2 separate regions of the Mus musculus genome follow, and region 2 is linked to region 1. The links are chromatin loops, found by intact Hi-C in ENCODE. Cell type or tissue: gastrocnemius. All regions are shown on one strand. Links, peaks and the distances in the headings refer to the core of each region. The heading gives the core; the rest is flanking DNA. Region 1 overlaps Gm35307 (a long non-coding RNA gene). Region 2 has its middle 19 kb from the start of Spryd7.

What was found. A loop is a pair of places that touch in the nucleus more often than their neighbours do. Peaks named below come from ENCODE experiments on the same cell type or tissue, not always from the same donor. Only the 100,000 strongest peaks of a DNase experiment are listed, where the experiment ranks them.
Region 2: it touches region 1 in a loop (3-fold over the local background); 21 of 42 quality-filtered maps call a loop at or near these places.

The regions. Positions count from the first base shown.
Region 1 is chr14:62,036,251-62,040,640 of GRCm38, forward strand. It overlaps Gm35307 (a long non-coding RNA gene), which reads left to right. Exons shown (of 3, transcript XR_383481.2): 2 at 806-976; 3 at 2,306-2,677. Among named protein-coding and RNA genes, the nearest start is that of Gm35307, 3.6 kb to the left of the region's middle. In gastrocnemius, for the core only: no CTCF peak of the experiment used is centred there; a DNase peak (open chromatin) is centred at 2,366.
Region 2 is chr14:61,573,777-61,578,166 of GRCm38, forward strand. No RefSeq gene overlaps it. Among named protein-coding and RNA genes, the nearest start is that of Spryd7, 19 kb to the left of the region's middle. In gastrocnemius, for the core only: a CTCF peak has its summit at 2,599 (motif pointing right); no DNase peak of the experiment used is centred there; H3K4me3 peaks cover 979 bases; H3K27ac peaks cover 2,593 bases.

The sequences.
Region 1 (4,390 bases), core at 134-4,133:
TAGAGAACTAGTCTGGCCCCACAGGATGCTCCTAGCAGGACATTTGAGTGTTCATTTGCATGTGTAAACTTGGGGTAGTGCCAAGGGAGCAGGCTGTACCTGGGAGAGGTCAGGGAATGACAGGGGTGCTCAAAAGCCATCAGTGGAGACCTCTGACACAAAAGCTAGACAGTCTTCCCTGCCACCTTTTTCTAGTAATGCAGGTTTGAAGCCCGGGGCTCAGTGACTTTGCTGCTGTCCCCCAAGGCTTTAATCCTTTCCCAGAGTGGTGTAAGCTATTCCCGTGATTCTGCTCTGTGCTGGCAGTTACTGCCAGTCACACCTGACAGGTAGAGAGGAAGAACTGTAGACAGATTTGATAAAACACCATTTAAATCAGGAATTCTCATACCAGGGGCCTACATACAGGCTTTGTGTGATCTGGACCATTTCCCTATGAAGAATGAAAGACAGGAATTTCACTTTTTAAATTCTTTTTTTTGTGTGGAGATGACCTCAAGCCGAGCGGTCAGCCCACCGGAAGCCCCCTCAGCCCATCAGTTTCACACCTTGCTCTTCTCCAGGGTGAGAATTGACATGAGCAGCAAAGGTTCTCTCGGGGCTTCTTATTAGCCAAGAATGCAAGGAAATTAGGAGCTATCTACAGTAAATGAGACTCCGAGCTTTCCCTAAACACTTCAGTCTGCTGGTATCCAGTCGCTCCAGGGCAGACCCAAAGTGCTGTGACAGATCTTTTTAATGTGGCAGGCCTCAAGGGTGGATCGAGTTAGGCAATGTATCCCTCTTTATGCTCTTATGTTCACAGACAACACTACGACAGAGTAACTGAAAGCCTGGGACAGGTTTCCTCACGGTGATGTTTAAGGAAAGTGAGAGAACAGCTCAGTACAGAGCAGCGGGCAGTTCTGAGAGAAAGTAGCCTCCGAAGACAGGACAAAAGCGATCACGGTTGGGGCTCCCGCACGGTTGCACAAAGGTGTGTTTCTTTGACAACACAACCATTTCTTGAAATTGGTCTCAGTTCCAGCCTTTCCCGGATATTGATACTGCATTTTAACTCATGAGACTGATGGCTTCTCAGGCCTCACCAGCAGACTACAGGCTCTGGCCATCCAGCAGTCTGGGGAGAGAACAAAAAAGTTTAGAAGGGATTGTTTCTCCAAACGTTCTCGTTCATGCAATTCTACATTGTGGGCGTGTAGATATGTAAAATACATTTAGACTCTGCAACACACAGGCAGACACAGAAAGAGAGAGAGAGAGAGAGAGAGAGAGAGAGAGAGAGAGAGAGAGAGAGAGAGAGAGAGAGAGCAGGGATGATGGTAGGAAGCTGAGATAGATAGTGAACAGGCAGGCAATGAACAACCTGGCCATGTTAGGAGAACTTCTTCCTGCTAGCTCAGCTATCCCTACAGTAGGCTAGTCCGGGCATGTAGGTCTCTGCAGCCAGAATAAGGGGAAGAATTTCTTGGGTGGGGCTGACTTTTTATCTGCTGACAAGGAGATCTGCTCTTTGTTAGCTGAGGAAAGGTGGCCTTGAACATACACAGCAGACTGGGTGGCTGTTGTTGAGGGCCAGTTTGGTTCCTGTTGGAAACTTGAGAAAGATAGATTAGGCAAAACATCAAATGGCTCTGGGATTGGCAAGTGTTTCAGGATGAAAGAGGGGACCTTGCAGAGCGGAGAGAATTTCTCAAGTGTTAGACGCCATCTCTCTTGGGGGTTGTGATGGGTACCTGACTATGCATGCTGGGTCAGACTGCACCCTGCTCCAAGTACACCATATTGTCTAACACAATGGCTTTCCTGGGCTGTGTGCTGTCCTGGATGACTCCACTTTTTACAATAGCATGTGACTCCACCTTGAGGGCAGACACAGAGGAGAGATGACTTGGCACTTTGGTGGCAATCCTGTTCCACACCACCTATGAGGACAAGTAAGAATGTTTTAAGATTTTTAAAAGGAGGGACATATAAGCAGACCAGAATCATATCAGGAAAATAAAGCCTGAGAACTGACTGACTAAACACGCCAGGGTGCGGACAGCTCAACGTCATTACCTGGACCCCATTCAAAACAGGGCATCTAACACTACACTGTTGACAGCCCCTTTTGACTTGTAATCTAGTGTGTGCATCCAAGGTCTGACTGGCAAAGAACTCCCTACTACCCTAGGGGCTTCAGCTTATTGTGGTCCCCAAGCTTCTGACCTAGCCTATATGAATTGCCATCAGCCTGTTTGTTCATCCGTGTGAACCCAGGCTTACTTTTTTCTTCTCTGTCTTCCATTGTCCCGGACCTCAGCTGGGCAGCTCACTTGACTCTGCTCAACTCTGGGCTTGCTGTCTGAGTCTCCAGCCACCCCCTGGCAGCCCCTCAACAAGCTCAGCACTTGATTCCTACAGTGTCCATGCCAGCCTTCTGCCTGCCCTGCAGGAAAGCCTCTTTGGAGCAACTTGGACTCTGCTATACTATATTTAAGGCTTTGCAGATATCCTGTGACCTACATGTATTGTATGTCATTGCATTTGCTGTGTGATGTGTGACTGAAGAGTTCACAGTTGTAATTAAGATGGAAATAAAGTAACTTGTGTTTGCCAGTTAAGGGCAACAGGATTCTTTTCGCAAGTTGCAACCAATGAAAATCTCTAGACTATGAGTTTATTGTTATTTACACCATGGGACGGTATAAATATGCTTATGTTTCTCACATAGTATATTATAAGTTAGGGTTCTCTAGAGGAACAGAGCTGATAGATAGATAGATAGATAGATAGATAGATAGATAGATAGATAGATAGATAGACAGACAGATAGATATAGAAAAGAGATTTATTAAAATATATTAATTATAAATTATAAATATATTATATATATTAGTGGTTCAGCTAGTCTAATAATGGCTGACTATTAACAGAAAGCCCAAGAATCTAGTAGTTGCTTAGTCTTGGAAGTTCTATGTCTCAGTGAGTCTTCAGTGTATGACAAAATCCAGAAGTGGGCTTTATTGCCAGTGAAAGATTGGACTTGCCAGAGAGTGAGAACAGGCAGGCAAAGAGAGCCAAAGAGAGATTCCATCTTCCTTCTTCCATGTCCCTTGTACAGTCTGCTATCAGATTGTGTGGCCGAGATTAAAAATAGATCTTCCCACCGCAGAAAATCTAGATTGAAAGTCAGTCTTCCCACCTCAAATGATTCGATTAAGAAAACTGTCCTTCATAAGTGTGCCCAGGCCACTGAGCTTTAGTTGATTCCAGATGCAGTCAAGTTGACAACCAAGAATAGACATCACACACAGCATGCTCGCGACAGAATGCTTGTAAAAATTCGTGAGAGAGTACACCCAGAAAGGATGGATTCACTGCGTACCAGATTACAACTCCAGTAGCTGAGTGAGGAAAAAAGATTGGAGCTTAGCAGGCTTTCAATGCCAGGGCCTGCTGCTCTGAGCCACTAACACCTCTTCTAAAATACTAGACTTCAGTTTTTGTTAAGTCAAAAACAATCTCATGGTAAGTCCCAGCCCCCTCAGAGTGTGTAGAAAGCAGGGTGTTGCGGGTGGGCAGCATCTGTAGTTTCCAGAAGTGTCTTTGCTGATTTGGTCACTTTACTTTCACTTTATTTTGTTTATTATTATTATTGTGCATGTTGGTGAGCACACACATACCACAAGGCACGTATGCATGTCAGAGAATGCTCTGTACAGTTGGCCCGTCCTTCACCCTTCTCCCTAGGGATCAAACACAGGTCAGCAGGCTTGCACCAAGCGCACCTTTACCCACTCAGCCATTTAGCCAACCTATATTTTCTATTTATTTAATTTTATAATCAGGCTCATGAAGAGGCTGAATATCAGACATTGACTTTGGGGTCCCAAAGTCATGGCTGTAGAGAAAAGTTAGAAGTTTCCGACGGGTTGTCTACGTAGAAAACCCAGGAGATGAGCTGATCCTTTAAGAGAACACCTTGGTTCCTGGACTTTGAGTAGAAGCAGTATCTACACATGGCTAACACTTGGACAAGGCCAAAGGAGTTTCTACACTAGTGAGAAAGAGAGAAAGCCACCAAGAAAAAAAGACAACCAAAAAAATTCACAACAAACATGGACACAAATGTTAAAAATGCCAGCCCCCCCACCTCAATATAGCAAGAAAATTGTAGTTAATTGAGCAAAGACGAAATTGAATAAGTTGGCAATTTTCATTTTTTCAAACTAAGTGTGATCAATATTATCCTAATCAAAATAAGAAAAATGATATATTCTCATGGAAATGTGACTGTGAAGTTGATCTGGAAGCATGGATAAATGAAAGTAACCAAGAAAGAGATAAAGACTTAAAGCAAAAAACAAAAACAAAAAGACAAAAAGCTCTTAATAATGCTTTAACA
Region 2 (4,390 bases), core at 283-4,282, 460 kb before region 1:
CTAATAAATGTGACCATTGGGAGGGCGAATACATGAAGTTCAGTGACCCCAAATTAGGACATTGGCAAGGTGCAGGAACTTCACCTCAAGCTGCACAGGTGCCCAGAGGAGTTTTAGATTTGAATTGAGAAGAGGGGTGGGGGCAGGAAGTGCATATATAATTAAAGAGGCCTGCTCAAGGTGTGTCCTCATAGCTCCTTGGCGGTTGGTTCAAAGAGGTTATCTCTGCCCTCACTTGAGATGGCAATGTGGCTCCCATAAGATGACTGCTGTTGCCTACAGGCTGATATAGTAAGGCAAAAGCTTTGCTACTCCAAGAATCCAAGGTGACTGCAGGGCTGAAGACCCTGAGGTACCTTCTCAGGGTCAAACGGAACATTGTAAGAGGTCTTTGTGCAACCAGCCTCGAGGAAGGATGAGCTAGGACAGACAGTCCAGCTTTCAGAAGGACCAGAAGCATAGACCAGTGATTCCCATGCTGCAGGGGACTGACCCTAGATAGGACATTTAAAAAAAAAAAAAATGAAGGCAACCAGTCATGCTTTTTCTGCCTTGTAGGTTCTCGTGAGGAGTCAGCCCTTTCCAGCAAAAGCAGATTTTGACTGGCTGGTTTACAAGGATTAGAGGGAGTGGCGCAAGAAGAGGAAGGGATCCTAGATTTATTGACTTCCTCTGCCACCTCTCTGGGGCTGAAAAGAAAAATGGCTGCTTTCTTTGGAGAGGAGGAGGCCCAGATCTCCAATAGTCAGGGAGATCTGGTGAGGCAGAGAATGCTATCAAGAAAATGTCTAAGAAGCCAGGCAGTGGTGGTACACGCCTTTAATCCCAGCATTTGGGAGGCAGAGGCAAGTGGATTTCTGAGTTTGAGACCAGCCTGGTCTACAGAGTGAGCTCCAGGACAGCCAGGGCTATACAGAGAAACCCTGTCTCGAAAAACAAAAAACAAAAAAAACAAAAAACAAAAAAAAAAAACAAAAAGAAGAAAGAAAGGAAGGAAGGAAGGAAGGAAGGAAGGAAGAAAGAAAGAAAGAAAGAAAGAAAGAAAGAAAGAAAGAGAAAGAAAGAAAGAAAGAAAGAAAGAAAGAGAAAGGAAAAGGAAAGAAAAGAAAAGAAAAAATGTAAGGGCCAAATGTGTTTGCTGGCATCTGTAATCTTTGCGTTGGAGGAGACAGAAGGTGAGGCCAGCCTGGGCCACACAGTGAGGTCCAGGCCAGCCTGAACAACGATATTAGACCTTGTCTCAAAAAAGAGGAGAAGGGGAAGAAAGCCCTTCAAGGACATTCTCTCAGAAAGAATGGGAGAGGGAATAAGTTCCACAAGGGCCTGAATATTTGCTAAAATTCCTTACAGCTATCTTTTCAGATGCTGCCTAGACGCAACCCTGGGAGATTTGAAACTTTCAGGGTTACCCCAATCGAGCTCTTGCCAAGCCAAATGGCTGCCCGAGAAGCCGCTAATAGCGGCATGGGCTGCGTGCTATCACTAACTTTAGAACAGCTTCCAAGGGGTAAATGAGGACAAGGCCAGCACAACCACAGAGCAGCAGAAGCTGGACATAGGCTCGGGCAGGGCAGCCGGCCATCCTGTATTGAACTGGACACGACTGCTTCAGCCTTTAGCCTGTTCACACGCAGGTGATGCCTGTCTTAAAGTCTCATTATTACTTCAGATGCACCTTGTCTTATGTTTCGGTTGTTGCTGTTGTTTTTTAATCAGAAGTTTGTAATTTCAGCTTTTAGTTATTCCTCCTGAGTGCTGGATGAATAAACATGACCTGAAGGAGCCTTCCGAGTCTTTTGAAATGCAAGGCCTTTTATTTCTCCGTTTGAAAGTTAAGCGGTCCAAAACTACTGCTAACTACAGTAGAAATGGACCCCTCAGGAGGAGAGGGCACACCAAACAGCAGAGAGTGACTTTCCTCTCAGCTGGGATGCATTTCTGTAATTCTGTTTACTGAAGGAGCAGGGCAAACATTGCTCTTTGGGGCAACAGACTCTATGGAATTGTCTTCTATCTCCTCTCTCATAGCAACCAAGATTCACCATTGAGGCCCAACCCGGAAGCTAGCTCCTCTTAGGCCCTAACCAACTTACTCAGGAGTCCTATCAGCTGCCACCTCAAAATACAATTGAAAACTTAACCTTCCTCTCCCCCTGGCTCAAACTATCTTTCTCTTGCTGTTCCGGAAGCTGCTCCTCCTTCCCCAACCCCCACCTCAGCAGCACCCTCTCCCTCTGCTGTGGCCAGAGAGGGCTTTCAAAATCGGGTTATATATCCTTGTTGTCTTCCTTCACTCGTAAAATAAAACCTATCAATAGTAACAAGATGGCAAGGCCAACAGCACAGCTGTCCACTGCCCGGCGGCCTGAAAAGCTCCTGTAATCTTTTAGGCCATCCAGTCCAACAGAACTGGATCCTTGGCCTGGACGCAGAAAAGAGTTTCAAGGTGAACCAGTATGAAGCGTGCTGGGGCTTACCGAAAGACCTGTTTTTTTCTCAAGTATTTCCTTTTATTTTATTTGTATGTCTGTTTTTTTGTTTTTAAAGATTTATTTATTTATTATAAGTAAGTACACTGTAGCTGTCCTCAGATACTCCAGAAGAGGGCATGAGACTTCGTTATGGATGGTTGTGATTTGAACTCAGGACCTTCGGAAGAGCAGTTGGTGCTCTTAACCACTGAGCCATCTCTCCAAGCCCTGTATGTGTGTTTTGCCTGGTGTGCCCGCGTGCACACCATATGTATGCAGGAACCCAAAGAAGTTAGGATCCCAGATTCCTGAACCTGGAGTTGTAGGGTCCTGAGCGATCATGGTGCTGGGAAGCTTGCCCTTTGCAAGAGCATCCATTGCTCTTAACTGCCAAGTCATCTCTCTAGACCCCTTAAATATTTTTAATATAGGTTTTATGCATGGGGATTAGGAGAAAGAAAGAAGAGAGAGAGAGAAGGAAAGAAGGAAGGAAGGAAGGAAGGAAGGAAGGAAGGAAGGAAGGAAGGAAGGAAGAAGAAAGAAGCCCTGGGAAGAAGGTAGCATGGATGTGGGCTTCCCTGGGACAGAGTCTTATAAAGGACTTGTTAAGTATTGAGGCTATGGTCTTCAGTGAGTTGTTAGGAACCTAAATGAGACCACAAAGTGATTCCAGAGGAGCGCCTGATAGAGTTACAACTGATACACTCTAGGTCATAGGGATGCATAAAGCAGACACATCTCACTGGAAGCAGTTTTGAACTTGCAAGATGGCTTCATAGGTAAAGGCACTTGCCACACAAACCTGGCAACCTGAGTCCATCTCTAGAACCTATGTGAAGCTGGAAAGAGAAAGCTGGCAACCCCCCTCCCTCCCGCACACACACACACACACACACACATACACACACATTCTCAAATTCCTGGGGAAGTAGTGGGGCCCCACTCAAGGTTATATGAAGTTGGCTATTAAGCCTTGTTCATTGCTATTTTAATATAAAATACCTATATATGAAAGAAGTATTAGGCCAGGCGGTGGTGGCGTACGCCTTTAATCCCAGCACTCAGGAGGCAGAGGCAGGCAGATTTCTGAGTTCTAGGCCAGCCTGGTCTACAGAGTGACTTCCAGGACTACACAGAGAAACCCTGTCTCGAAAAACCAAAAAAAAAAAAAAAAAAAAAAAAAAGAAAAAGAAAAAGAAAAAGAAAAGAAAGAAATATTAGCTCTATGTCAGCAACTTTCACAAGTGATAATTGTGTGAAATTCTTTGTTTTTAATCTATGACTACTCTGACTGCTTGACAGTTTTTCCCTCTCTAAGTTGCTCTCAGATCTTCCTCACCTCTCTACCCCCACTGAACTTTATATTGTTTTTATCTCTTTAAAAAAATAGAATTAATCAAATAAACACACGCACACACAAATTTCTACAAAAATTCAAAAGCAGAAATCAAAATAAACAAGGAAAAGAACAGTAAGACAAAAAAAAAATGTCCCCCAAAGCTATGAGACAAAAGGTCTACAAAAATATTGAATTCATTTTGTGTTGGCCATCTCCTGCATGGTGTCTGTTCTGAAATTTAGTTAATATACCCAGTGAGACTCCACTGAAGGAGGTCCCACTTTCCTTTGTCAGTGGGGGTCAATTGCAGATAGCATCTTACTTAGGAGTTGGGGCTCACATCATCTACTGGCTCAGGGCTAAGACACCCATCTGGTTTGAACCTATGTCGGTCTTTTTCAAGCTACCACAGCCTCTGAGTTCATGTGTCTGAGTTCTCTTGTATCTGGAAGATATCCGTAATCTGTGACCTTTTCAGTCTTTCTACCTCCTCTTCTGCATGGATGCCTGAGCCTTGAGGGCAAGGCTTTCATGAAGTCCCCCACTTGCTCCACATTGTCCTGTTGTGGGTCTCTGTTCA